7 separate regions of the Homo sapiens genome follow, and all the other regions are linked to region 4. A link is a contact called in ENCODE Hi-C or POLR2A ChIA-PET data. All regions are on one chromosome and are shown on one strand. The core of a region is the stretch at or near the end of the contact, and the rest is flanking DNA. Distances in the headings are between cores, read along the strand shown.

Evidence for each region. Hi-C counts contacts between places; a loop is a spot of excess contacts on that map. ChIA-PET counts read pairs that join two places held with the same protein, here RNA polymerase II (POLR2A). Pooled maps may share reads with other maps.
Region 1: a loop to region 4 is called in a map of naive thymus-derived CD4-positive, alpha-beta T cell, with 27 times the contacts of the local background. The contact joins the enhancer-like site here to the promoter of LINC01569 in region 4. A Hi-C loop is called at or near these places in 7 of 168 maps with a recorded cell type or tissue (A673, GM12878, IMR-90 and 3 more), 29 of 37 single-sample maps with no recorded cell type and 19 of 50 pooled maps. POLR2A ChIA-PET finds 5 or more read pairs at or near these places in 2 of 52 experiments (GM12878 and activated CD8-positive, alpha-beta memory T cell).
Region 2: a pooled map shows a loop between it and region 4 (10-fold over the local background). The contact joins the promoter of ZNF174 here to the promoter of LINC01569 in region 4. A Hi-C loop is called at or near these places in 8 of 50 pooled maps. POLR2A ChIA-PET finds 5 or more read pairs at or near these places in 2 of 52 experiments (CD4-positive, alpha-beta memory T cell and HEK293).
Region 3: a loop to region 4 is called in a map of B cell, with 28 times the contacts of the local background. The contact joins the promoter of EEF2KMT here to the promoter of LINC01569 in region 4. A Hi-C loop is called at or near these places in 2 of 168 maps with a recorded cell type or tissue (B cell and naive thymus-derived CD4-positive, alpha-beta T cell), 3 of 37 single-sample maps with no recorded cell type and 8 of 50 pooled maps.
Region 5: a loop to region 4 is called in a map of CD8-positive, alpha-beta T cell, with 26 times the contacts of the local background. The contact joins the promoter of ROGDI here to the promoter of LINC01569 in region 4. A Hi-C loop is called at or near these places in 1 of 168 maps with a recorded cell type or tissue (CD8-positive, alpha-beta T cell) and 9 of 50 pooled maps. POLR2A ChIA-PET finds 5 or more read pairs at or near these places in 1 of 52 experiments (WTC11).
Region 6: a map of CD4-positive, alpha-beta T cell shows a loop between it and region 4 (28-fold over the local background). The contact joins the promoter of SEC14L5 here to the promoter of LINC01569 in region 4. A Hi-C loop is called at or near these places in 2 of 168 maps with a recorded cell type or tissue (CD4-positive, alpha-beta T cell and CD8-positive, alpha-beta T cell), 6 of 37 single-sample maps with no recorded cell type and 13 of 50 pooled maps.
Region 7: a loop to region 4 is called in a map of naive thymus-derived CD4-positive, alpha-beta T cell, with 4 times the contacts of the local background. The contact joins the promoter of CLUAP1 here to the promoter of LINC01569 in region 4. A Hi-C loop is called at or near these places in 1 of 168 maps with a recorded cell type or tissue (naive thymus-derived CD4-positive, alpha-beta T cell), 1 of 37 single-sample maps with no recorded cell type and 9 of 50 pooled maps. POLR2A ChIA-PET finds 5 or more read pairs at or near these places in 3 of 52 experiments (H1, PC-9 and activated T-cell).

What each region holds. Positions count from the first base shown.
Region 1 is chr16:3,689,123-3,691,998 of GRCh38, reverse strand. TRAP1 (TNF receptor associated protein 1) reads left to right here. Exons shown (of 18, transcript NM_016292.3): 2 at 1,014-1,172; 3 at 2,862-2,876. Among named protein-coding and RNA genes, the nearest start is that of TRAP1, 27 kb to the left of the region's middle. Within about 2 kb of position 1,403, at least 15 of the 41 ENCODE cell types and tissues checked have a DNase peak (open chromatin) inside an H3K27ac peak, as active enhancers do.
Region 2 is chr16:3,399,872-3,402,571 of GRCh38, reverse strand. It overlaps ZNF174 (zinc finger protein 174), which reads right to left and starts at 1,357. Exons shown (of 3, transcript NM_003450.3): 1 at 166-1,357. The coding sequence starts at 567. ZSCAN32 (zinc finger and SCAN domain containing 32) reads left to right here and starts at 1,568. Exons shown (of 7, transcript NM_001284527.2): 1 at 1,568-1,627. RefSeq lists silencers at 1,011-1,230, 1,781-1,930 and an enhancer at 1,308-1,807.
Region 3 is chr16:5,096,436-5,099,195 of GRCh38, reverse strand. EEF2KMT (eukaryotic elongation factor 2 lysine methyltransferase) reads left to right here and starts at 1,401. Exons shown (of 8, transcript NM_201400.4): 1 at 1,401-1,552. The coding sequence starts at 1,457. RefSeq lists silencers at 411-950, 1,261-1,390, 1,561-1,720 and an enhancer at 1,157-1,782.
Region 4 is chr16:4,252,351-4,255,147 of GRCh38, reverse strand. It overlaps LINC01569 (long intergenic non-protein coding RNA 1569), which reads left to right and starts at 1,359. Exons shown (of 3, transcript NR_039999.1): 1 at 1,359-1,501. RefSeq lists a silencer at 1,091-1,350 and enhancers at 1,581-1,790, 1,855-2,477.
Region 5 is chr16:4,801,182-4,803,882 of GRCh38, reverse strand. ROGDI (rogdi atypical leucine zipper) reads left to right here and starts at 1,250. Exons shown (of 11, transcript NM_024589.3): 1 at 1,250-1,356; 2 at 1,430-1,501; 3 at 2,298-2,380; 4 at 2,562-2,616. The coding sequence starts at 1,312. It overlaps GLYR1 (glyoxylate reductase 1 homolog), which reads left to right. Exons shown (of 16, transcript NM_032569.4): 16 at 1-680. RefSeq lists silencers at 743-954, 847-1,636, 1,677-1,736 and an enhancer at 1,242-1,742.
Region 6 is chr16:4,956,852-4,959,681 of GRCh38, reverse strand. It overlaps SEC14L5 (SEC14 like lipid binding 5), which reads right to left and starts at 1,352. Exons shown (of 16, transcript NM_014692.2): 1 at 1,237-1,352; 2 at 296-409. The coding sequence starts at 358. RefSeq lists an enhancer at 825-1,360 and silencers at 1,164-1,459, 1,258-1,467.
Region 7 is chr16:3,499,740-3,502,569 of GRCh38, reverse strand. It overlaps CLUAP1 (clusterin associated protein 1), which reads right to left and starts at 1,566. Exons shown (of 12, transcript NM_015041.3): 1 at 1,481-1,566. The coding sequence starts at 1,502. RefSeq lists enhancers at 1-306, 307-824, 1,332-1,711, 1,832-1,881.

The sequences.
Region 1 (2,876 bases), core at 154-2,653, 560 kb after region 4:
TGTTGGAGTGAAAGTGTCTGGTTTCTGGGCCTGCGTCGGTGAACTGCGTGCGGCTGGGGACACATTGGCTGCTTTCCTCCCTCGCTGGGCTCTGCCGGCAACTTTCTCAGCCCACTGGACTGAGCAGGAAGTTACAGAAGACAAGTCTCCTTCTTAGTTAGAAGGTAGAACCCATCGTCAGCTGTTTTTCAGTTTTTAAAGTACACAAATTTTTTTTAAAAAATCTGTTTTGGATGAAAAAGCAATGGGAAAGAATCAACTTTTAGAAGATGAGACAGTTTCAGAATATTAACATTTAAATATTTGGATCCCTTTTGGGAGGATTTTTTTTTTGCTTGACTGTCAAGAGCAAAGAAGTGTGGCCCATCGGGGGCTTCTGCAGGGGCTGCGAGGGTCGAGACAGGTTTCAGTTTGGTAGGTTGATGCGAGGTGTCACCCGTGAGGCGAATGTGGGAAGTGCTGTCAGCAGGCATCTGCCAGCTGGGCATGGTGGCTCACGCCTGTCATCCCAGCTCTTTGTAAGGCCAAGGCGGGAAGATGGTTTCAGCCCAGGAGTTCGAGACCAGTCTTGGCAACATAGCAAAACCCCATTTCTACAAAAAATTTTTTAAAAAATTATGGGGGCATGGTGGTCTGTGCCTGTGGTCCCAGCTACTCGTGAGGCGGAGGCAGGAGCATTGCCTGAGTCCAGGAGGTTGGGGCTGCAGTGAGCTGTGATCGCAGTGACAGAGCGAGACCCCCTCTGAAAAGAAGGCAGCAGCCCACCCCCTCCAGTTTCGCTTCTGCGGTTCTGAGAAGACACAGTATCTTACACTGATGACATCTGTGAGGGCTCCTTGCCAAAACCACACCCTGACACTGTGGCATTTGGTCCTGTGGATTTCTCTTTCAGCAACAGCCCGACTTAGAGATGTCCACGCTAGCTTCTGCTAGACACCCTTGATGGGACGAATTACCATATTGTTTCTCGTGTCTTCCTAATTCTCATTCTTTCTGCATATTTGTCTTTTCAGGAAAACCAATTCTGTGTCCTCGGAGGACCACAGCCCAGTTGGGCCCCAGGCGAAACCCAGCCTGGAGCTTGCAGGCAGGACGACTGTTCAGCACGCAGACCGCCGAGGACAAGGAGGAACCCCTGCACTCGATTATCAGCAGCACAGAGAGCGTGCAGGGTAGCCTTGGCTCGTGCTTTGGTCTGGGAGGGCTTTTTGGTTCACTGCTGTGCGTAAAGGGGCATTTTCAGGGTGGAGGCAGTGATTGGTAGAGCCACCGCCTTAGGTGTGAAATCAGAAGGTCTTGGCTGTAGGGAGTGCTGCGCCCTCCATTTCTGTCCCAGCGAGGGACTTCTGCCAGTGTCGGGTGTGTCTTGCCCCCTCTGGTGGCCACCCGTGAGTTTGCCGTCCGGCACCTCCCCTGAGTGGTGATTCATGGCACATCTGCTAATAATCATGGAAGCGGGAGGGGAAACTCAGCATTGGCCCAGTCTGCGCAGGACCGAATTCTGGAGCTGTCTTTTCATTCCCTCTGAAGTATAAAAAAGCAGTCTTTGGAGCCAGTCCTGAAGTGGCTCCATTTCTGGCTTTTAAGTGGGTCGACAAGAGTAGAATCTTTGAAGTTAAAAAGAGAAGTGAGGTTTTCTTGTTATTTTGATTTCTAACTAATTAATTTGGAAACCGCTTTTTTGAAGAATATAGTCCAGGCACAGTGGCTCACACTTGTAATCCCAGCACTTTGGGAGGCCGAGGCAGGAGGATTGCTTGAGGCCAAGTGGTCGAGACCAACCTGGGCAAGATAGACCCTTTCTCTACAGAAAAAAATTAAAAAGTTAGCCAGGCATGGTAGCACACACCAGTGGTTCCAGGTACTTGAGAGGCTGAGGCAGGAGAATCGGTTGAGCCCAGGAAGTTGAGGCTGCAGTGAGCACGATCCTGCCACTGCATAGCAGCCTGGGCAACAGAGCCAGATCCTGCCTCTAAAAAAAAAAGAAAGAACATATAATCTGGTTCTTAGAGGCAGTCCAGTTCTCGTAACCATGCACATTGGGAAACCAGGCTCAGCATTCCCTCGACATAGCCCGAGGCATGTCTGGCCTCAGCAGTGGGAGGATTTGTCCTGCCCTGAGACCTCCTTTCTGAGAGACTTTTTGTTTTGTTTTGTTTTGAGACAGGGTCTTTCTCTGTCACCCAGGCCGAGTGCTGTAGTGCAATCATGGCTCACTGAAGCCTCGACCTCCCTGGCTCAAGTGATCCTCCCACCTCAGCCCCCTGAGTCACTGGGACCACAAGTGTGTGCCACCACCGTCAGCTACTTTGTGTATTTTTTGTAGAGATGGCGGGATCCCTCTGTGTTGCCCAGGCTGGTCTTGAGCTCCTGGGCTTAAGTGATTCTCCTGCCTTGGCCTCCCAAAGTGCTGGGATTACAGGCATGAGCCATGGTGCCCAGCCAGACTTTGTTTCTGTCTGCTTCTTTCTTTTTGTTCATGATCTTAAATGTGTGGGAGGCCGAGGCGGGCCAATCATGAGGTCAGGAGATCGAGGCTATCCTGGCTAACATGGTAAAACCCCGTCTCTACTAAAACTACAAAAAATTAGCCGGGCGTGGTGGCAGGCACCTGTAGTCCCAGCTACTCGGGAGGCTGAGGCAAGAGAATGGCGTGAACCCGGGAGGCAGAGCTTGCAGTGAGCCGAGATCGTGCCACTGTACTCCAGCCTGGGTGACAGAGCGAGACTCCGTCTCAAAAAAAAAAAAAAAAAAAAGTTTAAAACTCATAAACTTAAGCTTTCTTTGGAATGTGACGTAGCGTATTCTTGCACAAAAATAGAAGTTAAACTTTGTTGGTTGTGTCTGTGTTTCATTACTAGGTTCCACTTCCAAAC
Region 2 (2,700 bases), core at 108-2,607, 850 kb after region 4:
CAGGAGAATGGCGTGAACCCGGGAGGCGGAGCTTGCAGTGAGCCGAGATAGCGCCACTGCACTCGGGCCTGGGCGAAAGAGCAAGATTCCGTCTCAAAAAAAGAAAAAAAAAAAAAAAGAAAAGAAAAAGAAATCCCCAGGATGATGGGAGAGGACCCTCCTTACCCACTGCTTTGGTTTCTTGGATGCTCTGTGAAAATCTTCCACGAGGGTCACAATCTCCTTGCTGCTCATTGGACATCGATGCCTGACCCGAGCCTGGATCTCCGGGGGCAGGATGGTCAGGAACTGCTCCATCACCAGAAGCTCCAAAATCTGCTCCTTGGTGTGCAGCTCGGGTTGCAACCACTGACGGCAGAGCTGTCGGAGCTGGGAGAGAGCCTCTTGGGGTCCAGACACCTCTTGATAACAAAAGCGTCTGAAGCTCTGGCGGCAGAGCTCAGGATCTGGGCAGTTTTTTTGCAGAGGAGGGCCCCGTTTCTCTTCTAGTTTGGCTATTATGTGTCTCTCTTGCTTGGAGGAAGCTTCAGTGTTGGAGCTTAAAGTTATCTCCATTTTAGCTGCCATTTTGGGCGTCAGGAGACAACTCTCTCCTTGTAAACGGGTTAAGCCTTTGGGATCATGACCCTGGAGAAGTCTCTGAATACTAGAAAGATTCTAGAAACGAAGGTTCTCTGAGGATGTTAGGGGGAACGGGATGCAGAGACAAAGCCTCACTTGCTAGCCTTTACTAGCCAAACTCAAGACAACGCGGTCCCTGGGAGTGGGAAGAGTTTTGTCTTCTTGTCAGTTTTTTGCAGTCTTGCAAAGGAGAAAAGTCATAACGTCCTAAAAGGACTCTGGGGAAAAAATACTTCTTTTATTTCAGTAGCAAGCACACAGGTCTCGGATTTAATGAGCAATACGCTCTAACCGGCGGGTGGAGCGGAATCCCTAGGAAAAGTTCAAGCTGTCGCAGGTAGCTTGCCCCAACTCTCCCGCATCCTGGCGGAAACCGACCGGGTGCATGTCGCCGGGTGCTAAACGGTAGAGCTAAGCGAGGCCACAGCGCCAGCCGGGGGTGTGAGGTAGCGAACAGCCTCCTGCACGCGAGCAAAGCGGCTGCTCGCTGCCGAGGCGCCGCAGGCCCAGTGGCTCCGGCCTCCAGGGCGGCCCCGCGGCCCAGCCAGCCCCAGGCCTGGCGAAGCTGCCGCAACCCGATGCGCAGCTGAACTCCACGCCCGGTGTGAGCTCGGACTGGCGACTGCGACACCGGTACCCCGAACAGCCCGGCGCCCCGCACCCACCTGCAGCCGACTCACCTCTCCGGGAACCCAAGACCGAGGGACTTAGGACCCGACACCGGCGAGCACGGGCTGGGGGCGGGGCCGATGCCACTCGCTGCGGAGACGCCCACTAGCTGCTGAGGACAACTACTGACAGGGCCCGCCTCCTGCCAAGGGCATTCTCTACCGTCTATTGGTTGCTGCGCCTGTCAATACCGTCGCAGTGCATCCCGGGAGCTGCAGTCCGGCAATTCGGCTTGCGGGCCTGCGCAGGGGCGTGCGTAATGGGCGGAGCGAATCGCGCCGCTGACTTCCGGCCCGGAGGCTGAGGGAGTTTGTGGAGTCGCGAGTGCTGGTGTCCGGTGAGTTCTCCGCTTCCTTGCGGCCGGCGGGATTAGCCGCTGGGCCCTGCGACGGCCGAGGAGCCCCTCCCCGCTGGGAGTCTTCTCCGAGGCGTTCGGGTCCGGCCCCGATGGGCGTCTCCTTGGGACAGGCAGCCTCCCTCAGGCCGGGCGTCCCCAGACGCGCCGCGATCACCGTGCCCCGCTCCCACCGTGCGGATCACCCCGAGCCTGAGCGCCGGCGCCCCGGGACCCCCTGGCCTTGACCCTGCTCATCTCGTCCCTGTCTCGCCCACTCCCTACTCATCCACAGTGCCTAGCCCTGGCACCGAGTGCGTTCTGAGTACTCAATAAATAGTTAACTAAGTGAAAAACCTATCAACCTGGCTCCCCATCCTCATGCTACATTTTTTTCCGAGTGTTTGGGCCATCGCTAGAGTGAAGTAAAATTTTCAGAGAACAGCATTTTAAAATTTAACGATGAGTGGGAGGTAAGGGGTCAAAAGGGGTCAAGAAGGGTGCAGGTTCCGCCTTCTGCATGAAGTTAGAAGAGCTTTTATTAAATTCTTCTTCAGCCAGGTAAGGCACAGGATGAACATAATGAAGGCAAGGGGTGCTGGTTCTAGTCCTGGCCTTGCTGCCTAGGAGCTGTGCTGTGTGATGCTTTAGGCAAGATACTTCATCGCTCTCAGTTTCTTTTTGGCTAGAAAGCAGTGCTAACAATAATAATGCCCTTGATTTCTCTATCTCTAGAAGCACTGAAATGTAAAGAGAATTTAAGTGAAGGCAGTTCAAGTTCCTTGAGAAAAGGGAACCCAAATCCATTTTTAAAATATAAAAAAATTTCTTTAATTTTTAAAAAACATTTACCATCATAACCATTTTTAAGTGTACAGCTCAGTAGTCCTGAGTATATTCATCTTGTTGTGCATGCTGGATCCATTTTAATACCACATGGTGAGGGTGTATCAGCCCCTGGAGAAAATGTAAATTACGATCTGCTTTAATCTGTGTTTTAAGTAGATAAAAACCAACACAAACTCATTAAAAAAGACTGCCTTCGCGGGTGCAGTGGCTCACACCTGTAATCCCAG
Region 3 (2,760 bases), core at 152-2,651, 840 kb before region 4:
CCTCCTTCCTGTCCCTGCAAGATCAAAACTCCTCCTGCAAGCCCCGCTAGCTCTGTCTGCTCGCCTTCGTGGCAGATATCGCTATTGTACTTTTATACTCATTTGTGTGATAAATACTTCAATGTCCACTTCTTCCACGAGCCCCTGAGCCCCTGGAGGGCCTGGACCACACCTAGTTTTTCTCACCGTTACATCTCCCTTGTCAGGTACCTGGTAGGCGCTTAATAAGTATTTGGTGAACGAATGGCTTGTTTGGTGACAGTCCAAAGGCTGGGGGACAGAGGGAAAGCTCCCTCCTTTCGGACCCCAGACGGGTGGCGCTGATGGAGAGGAGGCTTGGATAAGGCCTCCAGGACCGAAGCGCGCACCCGTAGGGCCCCTGCCAAAAAGACCTTCCTGAAGGCGGAGGAACTGCGAGAGTGCCTACGTTGGCCCAAGGCCTGACCCGACGATCCCAGGGACCCTCGCCCTAACCGGCCCCGCCTCCCGGTCCCCAAACCCGGACTCGGCCCCGCCCTAAGCTCCGGATCCTGGGGCCCGCCCCTGGCCCCGCGTCGGCAGACCGTGGCCTCGCTGCTGGGCCTGCCTCAAACCCTCCACAGGTAACGCCTCCCGAACTTGAGCCACATTCCGATCCCCTCCTCAAACCCCTCCCCGTTTCCCACGCCCTGGACCCCTCGCTCCGTCTCGGCCCCGCCCCAAGCCCAGCTAGGTCTCGGCCCCTGAGCCCAGCCCCGACCGGCCTCCCAGTCCCTGGGTCCCTCCCGACACCGGCCCCTCCCTAAGCTCCGCCTCCCAGGGCCCGCCTCCTGAGCGCAGCCCGCAGCCCGGACTCGGCCCCGCCTCCCGGACCCTGGGCCCCTCCCCACGTCGGCCCGTCCTAAGCTCCGCCTCCCAGAGTCCGAGCACCGCCTGGCCATGTGCTACGACATAGTCAACGCCCCGCCCCGGCCCCGCCTCCTGAGCTCTTCTCTGGGTCTGGCCTTAGCGCCGCCCTAAGACCTGTCTCCTGGGCTCTGCTCCGAGTCTCGCCTCCTGAACCCAATGGCGTTTATCCCTGCCCTAATGCCCGCCTCCAGGACTCTTATCCTGCCCCCACGCAAGGCCCCGCCTCCAGGACGCCACCAACCTGGACGCTTCTGAAGCCCAGCTTCCAGGATCGCCCTATCCTGGCCCCGCCCCAGGACCCGCCAACCTGGACTCTACCCAGGACCTGCCCCCTACCCAGGACCTGCCCCAACGACGCTTATCCTGGCCCCACCCCAGGCCCCGCCCTCATAACAATCATCCTGGCCCCGCCCTAGAGTCCGCCCCCACGACGTTCCTCCTGACCCCCGGGGGACCCCCGGGCCCCGCCCCCTCTCTGCCCCCGCTCACTGCCCTGGGCCCGCCCCCTCTTCAGTCCAGGCCGGGCTTCCGCCCGGTCTGCCGGCAACGCTGCGGCCCCGCCCACGTCATGGCGCCCGAGGAGAACGCGGGGACCGAACTCTTGCTGCAGAGTTTCGAGCGCCGCTTCCTGGCGGCACGCACACTGCGCTCCTTCCCCTGGCAGGTGGGCGGCGGGGCGAGCGGAGAGGCCCGCGGGGCTCGCGGGAGTCCAGGGGCAGACGGGACGGGTCTCCGTGCTGAAGCCCCTGGCGCTCCCGCCACGTGAGTTCCTGGGCTCCCGCCGGTCAGGGCCGCGCGACCCGGTCCCCGTCCCTGGGGCCTGGCCAGAGTCGCTCGCACCCCTCCTGCCCCGCGAGCTGGCGGGGGAAGCTGGGGGCGTCTCCACAGCCTTGGGGGGCAGACGCGCGCTCGGTGTGGGGTACAGTTCACGATCATTTTCACGACTTTTTAAAGGCAGTAATCGTTCTGGTCACTGGGACACAGCTGCCCTCGCCCATTCTAAAAAGTCAGCGCCGTCAGGACCGCAGGTAACCACGTCCTCCTGAGCGCGGTGACCGGGTCACAGGCTGTCCCTCGTGCCTCAGTATTCTCATCTGTATGTTGAGCACTGCACAGAATCGGCTCATGCTCTGAGGCTGTCACGCCTGTGATGGAAGAGACAGAGAAGGGGGTGGCCTCTCCTCGCCCTGGGGACCTGCCATTCTCAGCACAGGCCCATGGCAGGCAGCAGCCTCCCTTCTGCCAGCAGAGGGGCTTAATGCACCCGGCCTCATTTGTAATTCATGTGCGGTGAGCTCACTGGGATGAGTGAGTTTGGATATATATTCCTCCCTGGGTCTGCCCCATTTTATGGGGTGTTGCTTAATCATTTGCGTTATTCCATTGACATAAAATATTTGCACTCAGAGATCATTTCTGGTCAAGAGAAATTCGTGCATTTTTAACCCAAAATAGAAACCTTCATAAAAGCATCATAGGTCTCCATTCAGTATTGACTGTAATTGTTCACATGCCCACGCTGAATGCTAACTTGGGCTCACCCTCAACACCCACGAGGTGGGTACTATTATTACCACTCACATTTGACCAGAGGGATTGTTTGATTAGGGTGCAGTAGTTGAGAGTTCAGACCCAGGAGACAGCCTGTCTGCTTCGAATCCTGGCCCAGCCCCTGGCCCTGTGTGACCTTGGGCAAGTGACTGCATCTCTCTGTGCTGTTTTCTTATTAATAAAATGGGGGATATAATGATACCTACCTCTTAGGGTTGTTGTCAGGGTTGAGTACAAAAGCCTGTGGATCAGTGCCTGGCTCATGGTAAATACATGTTGGTGTTAGCTAGTGTTTTTATTCAGTCTCAAAATGTTTAATAA
Region 4 (2,797 bases), core at 110-2,609:
AGGTCAGGAGTTTGAGACCAGCCTGGCCAACATGGTGGAACCCCGTCTCTACTAAAAATACAAAAATTAGCCTGGCATGGTGGCGAATGCCAGTAACTGTGGTCCCAGCTACTGGTGAGGCTGAGGCAGGAGAATCACTTGCACCGGGGAGGTGGAGGTTGCAGTGAGCTGAGATTGTGCCACTGCACTCCAGCCTGGGTGACAGGGCGACACTCCATCTTAAAAAATAAATAAATAAATAAATAATTTTTAAAAATGAAAGTAGTTACATTTAGTAGAAGTCACACTTTCTGATTTTTGGTTTTGCGTGTTTCCTACACGCAAATGCATAGTTTCCTACCCACCACTATGATCAAGATATGATTTAAAGAAAAAATAAAACAGGCCGGGTACGGTGGCTCACGCCTGTAATTCCAGCACTTTGGGAGGCCAAGGTGGGCGGATCACCTGAAGTCGGGAGTTCGACAGCAGCCTGACCAACATGGAGAAACCTTGTCTCTACTAAAAATACAAAATTAACCGGGCGTGGTGGCGCATGCCTGTAATCCCAGCTACTCGGGAGGCTAAGACACGAGAATCGCTTGAACCCAGGCGGCGGAGGTTGCGGTGGGCCGAGATCGCGCCATTGCACTCCAGCCTGGGCAACAAGAGCGAAACTGTCTCAAAAATAAATAAATAGATAAATAATAAATAAAACCAAAGCAAAATAAAAAAGATATGAATTAGTTCCTTCATTTCCAATGCCCCCCATGCCTCTTGGTGGTCAACCCAGCCCCTAGGAGCCACTGATCTATGTTGCCATAGTCTTACCTGTGACATGTCATAGAAATGGGATAACCCTGCCTTTTGAGCCTGGCTTCTTTGCACTGCAGCCAATTTTCTCTTGCTGAGATTATCCAGCTAAATTTACATAGGATCTGGCCCGGCACAGCGACCCCTTTCGGCCAGGTGCGAAACGGCAGGCCCGACGGTCCCCACGCAGCTCCTAAGAGGATCAACAGAGGGCGCAGTGCGCCCGGAACGCCCAGCCCCTGCGAAAGCGGAGGCTCCTCTCTCGGTCCCTGCGGGACAGCTCAGTTCTCATAGGCCAGAGGCGTGGCTTGGGGGCGGGCCAGGGGAATCCCACCTCCCCTTGCATGCTCAAGCGCGCCGGGCGATGGTAGGCGGTCTCACCCGCAGGCGGTGGAAGTCAGGGGCGCGGCTGCGGCCCCGCCCCTTCCCGGACTCGCCCCGCCCGTCCCCTCGCCGCGCATGTTCCCAGACGCCTCAGGCCATGGCGCGCGCGCTCCCGCCAGCACGCACGTCTGGCCCCGCCCCCGCGCCTGGCGCCCGCGCGCTCTCTCGCACGATCTGCTCCCGGACTCCTTCAGCGCGCTGCCTGCCTGCCCAGGGCCTTCCCGGAGAGCAGGTGACGGCGGCCTCCGGGCATGGAGCTCGCGCTGACGAAAGGTTCTGGAAGCCGCCGTAAAAAGTAATCAAGAAACGGGTGACAGGACTTTTCGTAAGACATTTAATTTTTACCCAGAGTATCCGAAACATTGCCGTGTCAATCTCAGTGCGATGGGAGACTGCCGGCCCCAAGGAGCTGCTCGTCCTTCTGCCGAGTTCCGGCCCGGACCCGCGGAGGAGGAGACCGCCGCGCCGGAGCTCGGACCTGACGTTTTTGTGAAGCACAGGGGGCGTGGGAGGGACCGGATCAATGCGGCACTCAACAAAACCTGTTTTTAAAAGAGTCGTGCTGTGTCGCCCAGGCTGGAGTGCAGTGACGCGATCTCGGCTCACTGCAGCCTCCACCTTCCGGGCTCAAGCGAGCCTCCCGCCTCAGCCTCCTGAGTAGCTGGGATTACAGGCACACACCTCCAGCTCGGCTGTTTTATTTATTTATTTTTTTTTTGAGACGTAATTTAGCTCATGTTGACCAGGCTGGAGTGCAGTGGCGCGATCTGGGCTCACCGCAACCCCCGCCTCCCGGGTTCAAGCGATTTTCCGCCTCAGCCTCCTGAGTAGCTGGGGTTGCAGGCATGCGCCACCACGCCCGGCTAATTTTGTACTTATAGTAGAGACGGGGTTTCTCCATGTTGGTCAGGCTGGTCTCGAACTCCCGACCTCAGGTGCTCCGCCCGCCTTGGCCTCCCAAAGTGCTGGGATTACAGGCGTGAGCCACCTCTCCAGGGCCAAAAGCCTTTTATTGGAGTACTGGGTAACACATTCAGAAGAGGGTGCATAGCTTAGGCGCTCCGTGAATTTTCACAAACTGAACATACACCCAGGTAGCCAACACCCCCAGCAAGCCCCAGAATCCCCTCATGCTTGCTTTCTGCCACTATCAAGCAGTTTGCTTTCTTTCAGATTTTTAAGTTTTGAAATAATTATTGAAATGTACAGGGAGAAGTCTGGGTTGGTGGTTCTAACCTGTAGTCTCAGCTACTAGAGAGGCTGAAGGGGGAAGATGGCTTTAGCCCTGGATTTCTAGACTAGCCTGGACAACATAGCAAGACCTCATCTCTATTTGTTTTTGAGACAGAGCCTCGGTCTGTCACCCATGCTGGAGCGCAGTGGACCTCCGCCTCCCGGGTTCAAGTGATTCTTCTTTCTCAGCCTCCCGAGTTATTTGGGATTACAGGTGTGCGCCACCACGCCCAGCTAATTTTTTTGTATTTTTAGTAGAGACGGGTTTCACCATGTTGGCCAGGCTGGTCTTAAACTTCTGACTTAAGGTGATCTGCCCGTCTCGGCCTCCCAAAGTGCTGGGATTACGACGTCAGCCACTGCTCTTGGCCTATCTTTTTTTTTTTTT
Region 5 (2,701 bases), core at 1-2,500, 550 kb before region 4:
TTTTTTATCCCTCTGCATGGGTTGGATTTTCCAAAATCATAATTTGCAGAAGGAAGGCCAGCATTTACGATGCAATATGTAATTATATATAGGGTGGCCACACTAGGGCGGGGTCCTTCCCCCCTCACAGCTTTGGCCCCTTTCAGAGATTAGAAACTGGGTTAGAGGATTGCAGAAGACGAGTGGGGGGAGGGCAGGGAAGATGCCTGTCGGGTTTTTAGCACAGTTCATTTCACTGGGATTTTGAAGCATTTCTGTCTGAACACAAAGCCTGTTCTAGTCCTGGCGGAACACACTGGGGGTGGGGGCGGGGGAAGATGCGGTAATGAAACCGGTTAGTCAATTTTGTCTTAATATTGTTGACAATTCTGTAAAGTTCCTTTTTATGAATATTTCTGTTTAAGCTATTTCACCTTTCTTTTGAAATCCTTCCCTTTTAAGGAGAAAATGTGACACTTGTGAAAAAGCTTGTAAGAAAGCCCCTCCCTTTTTTCTTTAAACCTTTAAATGACAAATCTAGGTAATTAAGGTTGTGAATTTTTATTTTTGCTTTGTTTTTAATGAACATTTGTCTTTCAGAATAGGATTGTGTGATAATGTTTAAATGGCAAAAACAAAACATGATTTTGTGCAATTAACAAAGCTACTGCAAGAAAAATAAAACACTTCTTGGTAACACAGCTGTGCCGCAGGAGTCCTGCTTCCCTCGTCCTCGGCGAGATGGGTGGGAGGAGAAGGCAGCGGCGGGGCCGGGGTGGGTTTTCGGGACCTCCGCGTCCGGGGTGAGACGGACTTGGGAGTGGCGGCGAGGTCCGCGGCAGGGTTGGAACCACGACCAATGGAGCCAAGCGGGCCAATAGGGAGGAGGAGCGGGGACAGACTGTCCTGCCGGCCAATGAGTGAGCGCGAGTGGAGCAGAGCGCCCTATCATATCCTGGGGGCGCCCCGGGAGCTCCGCCCCCAAGCGGGCGCCCCAGGCTGGTGCCGGCCGCGTCCCTGGCCAGCCGGAGCAAGCCTGACTCGTGCAGCCGCCGGCCGCGTCCCTGGCCAGGCGGAGCGAGCCTCACTCCCGCAGCCGCCAGTCTGGTTCCAGGGCTCCCGCAGGTTTCGGGGGCCGAGGCGGACCGACAGGCGCCAGCCAATCGCGAGCACGGAGCCGGCCTGGGGGCGGGGTGGTACCCGCTCCGCCAATCGGGTGGGGGCGGAGCCAGACGCCGGGGGCGGACGGGAGGACCGGAGGACCGAGGACAGAAAGATTGGTGGACAGGAGCAGCGGCCGGTGGGGAGGGCGCTCGGCGGCGGCCTGCGGCCATGGCCACCGTGATGGCAGCGACGGCGGCGGAGCGGGCGGTGCTGGTAAGGCGCGCGGGCCAGCGGGCGGGCCGGCGGGGCGGCGGGGCCGGGCGCGACCGCCGGGTCTGTCCCGCAGGAGGAGGAGTTCCGCTGGCTGCTGCACGACGAGGTGCACGCTGTGTTGAAGCAGCTGCAGGACATCCTCAAGGTAACGACCCGCGCCCTGCCCCGCCGGGCGTGGCGGCCCTCCCTCCTCATTTCCCTGGCTCCACCTGGGGCCGCGCGGCTGCGTCCTGAGCGCCTACAGTGTGCGGCTGCCGCGGCTTTCAGGCAGGGCCCCGCCTCCGCGAACTCGAGCCGACCTCATTATATAAGTACCTGTGTGCGGGCAGGGGCGGGTCCCGACGAGGGTGCTAGCAAGGGCCTGAGTCCCGCCCGGCCTCGGGTCGGGGAAGGCCGCCTTGGGAGCAGCGGCATCCAATCTGGGAGCCGAAGAATTCTGCCTCTGCCTGGCAGTGTGACTTCAGCCAAGTCACTGAACCTCCCTGGGCCTCCCTTTTCTCATTGGCAAAAGGGAGATAACAGTACCCGCTTCGCGAGGCTGGGGTGTAGATAAATGAGCCAGGCAGCTCACAGAAGTAACCGGCGTAGTGCTTGCTGTGGCCCAGGACCGCGGGTTACCATAACTACTGCCTTGTTCCCTGACTCTGCCCCTTGCCCCTTTCCCCCTCAACCAAGCTGGGAGGCTGCCCCTGTCTGTTTTGTATTCCCCGAGGCGGGCACACAGGAGGTGTTCAGGGAATGTGGTATAAGCAGAGATCGGGCTCACGGTTAGGTGCCCTGGGGGCTTGGGCAGGGTCTTCCCACCCCAGCTGAACCCAGGTGAGGCCAGGCCACGTTGTTCCTTCCCCCCGCTGACTTGGAGGGAGGGGGGCTTCTGGAAGGAGCACTGGGCCGGGCCTGAGTGGGCGCTACCAGCTCCCCTCCTTCCCTCTGTTCCACAGGAGGCCTCTCTGCGCTTCACTCTGCCGGGCTCCGGCACTGAGGGGCCCGCCAAGCAAGAGAACTTCATCCTAGGCAGCTGTGGGTGAGCCTGGGCTAGGCGGAAACCGGGGAAATGGGTACCTTGGGGGGTAGGAGGCATGGCCATAGCCCTGTCCTGCAGACCAGCTGGTTGTGCGATGGGACAGGAGGGGCAGCCCGCCGGGAGGGAGGGCTGGGTGGTGGGGGGGTGACCACAGGCACCGCTCTGACGCCACATGTTACAGCACAGACCAGGTGAAGGGTGTGCTGACTCTGCAGGGGGATGCCCTCAGCCAGGCGGTGAGTCCCCCGGCCCTGTCCCCTCCCATCCTGCCAATGGGGAAGAGCATGGGAGCTCCCACTTTCTCTCTGTACAAGCCCTGCG
Region 6 (2,830 bases), core at 103-2,602, 700 kb before region 4:
AGCAGTGGCTTGGCCCCTGATACCTTTGTTTTCTATCAGGAGAGTCTAAAGTAAGGGAGCAGGTCAGCTTCAACAAGGAGAAGGAAGAAAGACTTTGTGTTTTGGTCACTGGGCCGAGGATAGGATGGTTGGACAGAGAGGTCACTGGATAGAAGTTAAACCCACCAGGTCAGCTGAGTAACTCACTAATTCCTTCTGATCTGGGAGTCTAAGGAGCTCCGTCTTCCTACCGCCATAGCTGATCTCAAGCCCCTCCAACTGTCACATGGGGGCCCAAGAATCAGGAGTCACTCACCGCCATGACCAGCTCAAACGGGTACTTGTAGACTCGGACAGGAGACTGGTATCTTTGCACCATGTTCACGCTGGAGCACCAATGGAGGTCACCAGGCAGGGGTGTGCACAGAGCCTGGGGCGAGGAGTGACTGGTGAGGTTGCAGCTCCCACCTCGGGAAGCAGGGACACCACCCACCAAGTGTAAGGGGCAGCCCCTGGCCCCACCCACACAGCTCCCCAGCCTTCAAATTGAGAAGGCTGATATTCCCCCCAAATTACTCCAGGCCAAGCCCCAACAGCTTCCCTGTCATTAGCCATGGCCCCAGACCACGCTCAGCCTTCCAAGAGCAGTCAGCACCCCCAAACTTTCCTCTACCCCCACCCCTTCACACTGAGGGCCCCCAGAAGCCTTACGGCCACCCACACAGACACACACACATTTGCAATTCTTACACTCCCACGGTTCTATTCACGCATGCACCCCGCAGCTTGCCACAGACTTGCTGGCCTACAGCCCACCCCCGAGTCTCCTTGCACCTGCCCTCCCATTTTCCTCCCAGACACCCTGACATACACACACAGCCTTCACCACATTTCACAGGCACTGTCTCTATCACACACATGTACACACGCAGGTTTCCCTCCCACACGGGACTGCTTTTGCACACGCCTCCAACTTTGCACACACACCCTGAAACACGCACCTGCCCAGCTCCACGCACGCAATTCCCCTGGTGTGCACAGACGTGCACACACGCACACACACCCGTGCGCACATGCACACACACGTACACACACGTAGAGGCAATCGCACACGCATGCACACACAGGTCCCCGCAGCTTTGCTCACCCTCGCCCTCGGGAGCCTTTGGGAATGCAGCCTAGGGGAAGTGCCCTGGAAGCCCGCCTGGCTCGGGAGCTGAGCGCTTACCCGCGCCCGCCTGGCCTGGAGCGCAGTACCTGAGGCGGGGCCCGATCGCGGATCTCTAGCCTGGTGTGTCCCGCCTTGAACACCCTGCGGCCAGGACAGCTGTGGAAGGCCGGAGGGGCGGGAGCGAAACCTGCCGGGCCGAGAGAGCTCCAGGACCCGGGACAGCGGAGATCCTGGCCTGGCCCCGCCCCTGACCTGGTCCCGCCCACGTCCCCGGCCATGGCCCCGCCCAGGTTGGCCCTGCCCCCTAACTGGTCCCGCCCCACTCTGGCCCCGCCCCAGGCGAACTCCCCCTGGTTCTAGCCCCGCCCCTTATTTTTAGATGTCGCTTGTTTGACCACGCCCTCAGCCCAGTCCTTTCTCTAGATTGGTCACACCTCAGGAAGTCCCCTCCCCCTTCACTGGCCCCGCCCTCCAAGGCCCTCAGCCTCGGGGAATGGTAGGCCACAGGACGACCCCGCCCTAATCTAGCTCTGCCTCCAAGCAGACCCTGAGTCCGGGCCGACCCGCCCCGGACCCTGCGTCTGGCCGACAGTACTGTTTACATTTGTAGATAAGCAGAATTTACGCTTTTCTTGCTCAGATTAACCTCGCCCTCGTCCCGCTGCACTTGGGTCTGACTGGCTCCTCCACCTGTCCCCGCCCCACGGCCCGCGCATGCACCTTCGCCCACTCTGCACACCTTCACAGAGCGCCTGCTGGGGGTCAGCCCTGTCCAGGCGCTGGAGAGCCGCCGGTGAGCCACACGCACGAATCCCTGCCCTCGTGGAGTTTATACTACGGTGGGGAGACAGACACTCAATAAATAAGGCAAATATATGATGTGTGAGGTAGTGAAAAACTCTAACGAGAGAAAAATAAGCAGGAAAGGGGCTCAAGGAGCCAGCGGAGAGAAAGGACAATTTAAAACAGGTAAGAGGCCGGGCGCCATGTCTCACGCCTGTAATCCAAACACTTTAGGAGGCGGAAGCGGGAGGACCGCTTGAACCCAGGAGTTGGAGACCACCCTGGGTAACATAGCAAGAACCTATCTCTACAAAAAAATTTTTTTTTAGTTTAGGCAGGGCGCGGTGGCTCACGCCTGTAATCCCAGCACACTGAGAGGCCAAGGCAGGCAGATCAGCTGAGGTCAGGAGTTCGAGAACAGCATGGCCAATATGAGGAAACCCCGTCTCTACTAAAATACAAAATTAGCCGGGCATGGTGGCGTATACCTGTAATCTCAGCTACTCGGGAGGCTGAGGCAGGAGAATCGCTTGAATCAAGGAGGCGGAGGTTGCAGTGAGCCGAGACTGCGCCACTGCACTCCAGCCTGGGCAAGAAGAACAAAGCTCCGTCGCAAAAAAAAAAAAAAAAAATTAGCCAGGCGTGTTGGCACGTGCCTGTGGTCCCAGCTACTCAAGAGGCTGAGGCAGGAGGATCCCTTGAGCCCAGAAGTTCAAAGCTGCAGTGAGCTGTTACCTGGCCACTGCACTCCAGCCTGGGCAACAAAGCAAGACTCGGTCTCAAAATAAATAAGTAAATAAATAAATAAAACAGGGAGTAAGGGGGCCTCCCTTGGGAGAGTGACATTTGTCCATCACTCTCATTTTAACTCACACTTAACCCCTTTCAGCCCTCCCA
Region 7 (2,830 bases), core at 317-2,816, 750 kb after region 4:
AGGAGTAATCTCTAATGCTAAAATTTCAGGCACCAACAATTGGACGAGAAAACTGGCTTTAAGAGACCCCTCGGATCACACCAAATTGGCAATCATCATCTACCTTTCCTTTTTTTTTTTTTTTTTTAAAGACAGTCTCACTCTGTCGGCCAGGGTGGAGCGCAGTGGTGCCATCTTGGCTCACTGCAACCTCTGCCTCCCGGAATCAAGCAATTCTCCTGCCTCAGCTTCCCAAGTACCTGGGACTACAGACGCGCGCCACCATGCCCGGCTAATTTTTTGAATTTTTAGCAGCGGCAGGGTTTCGCCATGTTAGCTAGGCTAGTCTAGAACTCCTGAAATTAAGTGATCCGCCTGCCTCGGTCTTCCAAAGGGCTGGGATTACAGGCGTGACCCACTGCGCCCAGCCGTAACCAACACTCTTAGCCTCGTTCTTCCACTTCCCCACCCTCTTAGCAAAGGAATTCGAGCTCCCTTCTCCTTACCAGCCCTGCAGAAAGGATGCAGATGGAGTTCAGGATGTCTGGAGTTCAGGCAACCTGAATTCAAGCCCCAGTGCCACCTCCTACCGCCTGTATCACCTGCCCAAGTTACCTGACCTCTCTGTGCCCGTTTCCTCACTACCAAATACAGGGGGCACAGAGTTGTTCAGATGATTAAAATGAAATGCGCATAACACAGAGCGGGCCCTGGCAGATCGTTAAAACTCAAAAAATGTTAGCCGCAATGATTATCACCCAGCCTCCTCTCCTCGGTTTCGTTGCTGGTTGTTTTTTTTTTGGTTTGTTTTTTGTTTTTTGAGATGTTGTTTCGCTCTTGTTGCCTAGGCTGGAGTGCAATGGCCCGATCTCGGCTCACCGCAACCTCCAAAGCGATTCTCCTGCTTCAGACTCCCGAGTAGCTGGGATTACAGGCGCCCGCCACCACCCCCGGCTAATTTTGTAATTTTAGTAGAGACGGGGTTTCTCCATGTTGGTCAGGCTGGTCTCGAACTCCCGACCTCAGGTGATTCGCCCGCCTCGGCCTCCCAAAGTGTTGGGCTTACGGGCGTGAGCCACCGCGCCCGGCCTGCTGTTCGGTTTTCTAAGCGCTAAGCTAACCCAACTCAAAAAATAGTCTCTAAACTCTCCATGCATTTTCCAATACGGTAGCGAAGAGCGGCATGCAGCTACACAAACAGAAATAAATTACACTTAAAAATTCAGTTATTCATCTGCACTAGCCACATTTCAAGCGTTCTGAGCCACACGCGGCCAGTGGCAGATAGAGAACTTTCCATCCTCGCTAGAAATGGCCGAAGAAGGGCCTGGGACGCTCGGCCGGGTTGCAGCCGCGGGTCAGGCGGTCCCTGAGGCGCAGAGGCCCGAAAGGAGCCTCCGGCAGCGCAAGCCTCAGGGATCGCCTACACAGGGGACCCGGCGGGCGGGAGCCCTGAATCTCTGGAAGACCCGCAGGTCACAGGGGCGCGGGGCTGCCTTACTGCGGAGGTCGCGGAAAGACATAACGCTCAGGTCCCCAGGAGCCCAGGGTCGCAACTGCTCGCCCCTCAGCGATCACAGGCCCAGCGCTCGACGATCTCTATGGCAACCAATGGACCCTTGGACGGCGCACGGTCAGGGACAAACAAAAAGCGAAGCGAAGACGCGGCGGCACGTGCATACGCACGGGGAGAGCGGGCCGGCAGAGAGCGCTCCTGAGACGCCGAGGGCAGAGGGCGTGGCGATACCGGCGTCTATGAGGGCTGCAAGCTTCCCAGCTTCTGGGCGTCTGTTTACACGCTTTGCGGACGTTTCGCGCTGGGTGACAGGTTCTGAGTACCTACTACGTGCTTGATATTGCGCTAGGCGCTTTCCATATTGCTTATTTCCCCCTCATTTCTATAAAGAATGCACGATGCTTGGCTGGGCGCGGGGGCTCACGCCTACAATCCCAGCACTTTGGGATGCCGAGGCGGGCGGATCACTTGAGGTCAGGAGTTCGAGACCAGCCTGGCCAACATGGCGAAACCCCGTCTCTACCAAAAAATACAAAAATTTGCCAAGCGTGGTGGCGCACACCTGTAATCCCAGCTACTCGGGAGGCTGAGGCAGAAGAATTACTTGAACCCGGCAGGCAGAGGTTGCAGTGAGCCGAGATCGCGCCACTGCCCTTCGGCCTGGCGACAGAGCGAGACTCTGTCTCAAAAAAAAAAAAAAAAAAAAAATGCACTATACTCAGGAAGCCCGCCTTCCCCCGTCCGAGGCACAGCGCGCTCCTCGTCGGAATCTGGTTGCCGAGCGGAGGACGGGATCACTGTGGGCGCCCAGAGGCAGGCCAGGCCTCGGTCTCGCGCACGCGCAGACGGCTCGGGCTGCACAACAGGCCGGAAAGGGGCCCTGAGCCGCTCGCGCCGCGCGGGTCCCGGCAGCCCTAGCCTCTGCATGGGGGCGCGAGGAGACGGCAGGAAGGGGCGGCCTCCACGTGTGAAATGGGGAGATGCCCCGCCAGGCGTGGCACAGCAGCCGGGTTTTGTAAGGTAGCTTGAGCAGGAACAAGGAAACAGCGTAGTGCACAAAGCGATTGGTTGGCATCAGGTTATTTCAGATGCATTTCTTTGGGTTAAAGCAGAGGGGGCTTCCTTATGCCAGCCTAGGTGGACAGGGCCCCTTTTGTTGGTTGCAGTGAATCTTCTGTGTTTTGGCAGACTGGCCTGTCTCTAAGTTCGCATTGATTACGTGGCACCTTGCACTAGCGATTCCATTCTGGTTTGGTCTGGTCCGTTGGTACCTTGTGCAGGAGCTCGCTCCAAAACAATGGCCTCCCATAAATGTTGCTTCACGTGTTATTAAGA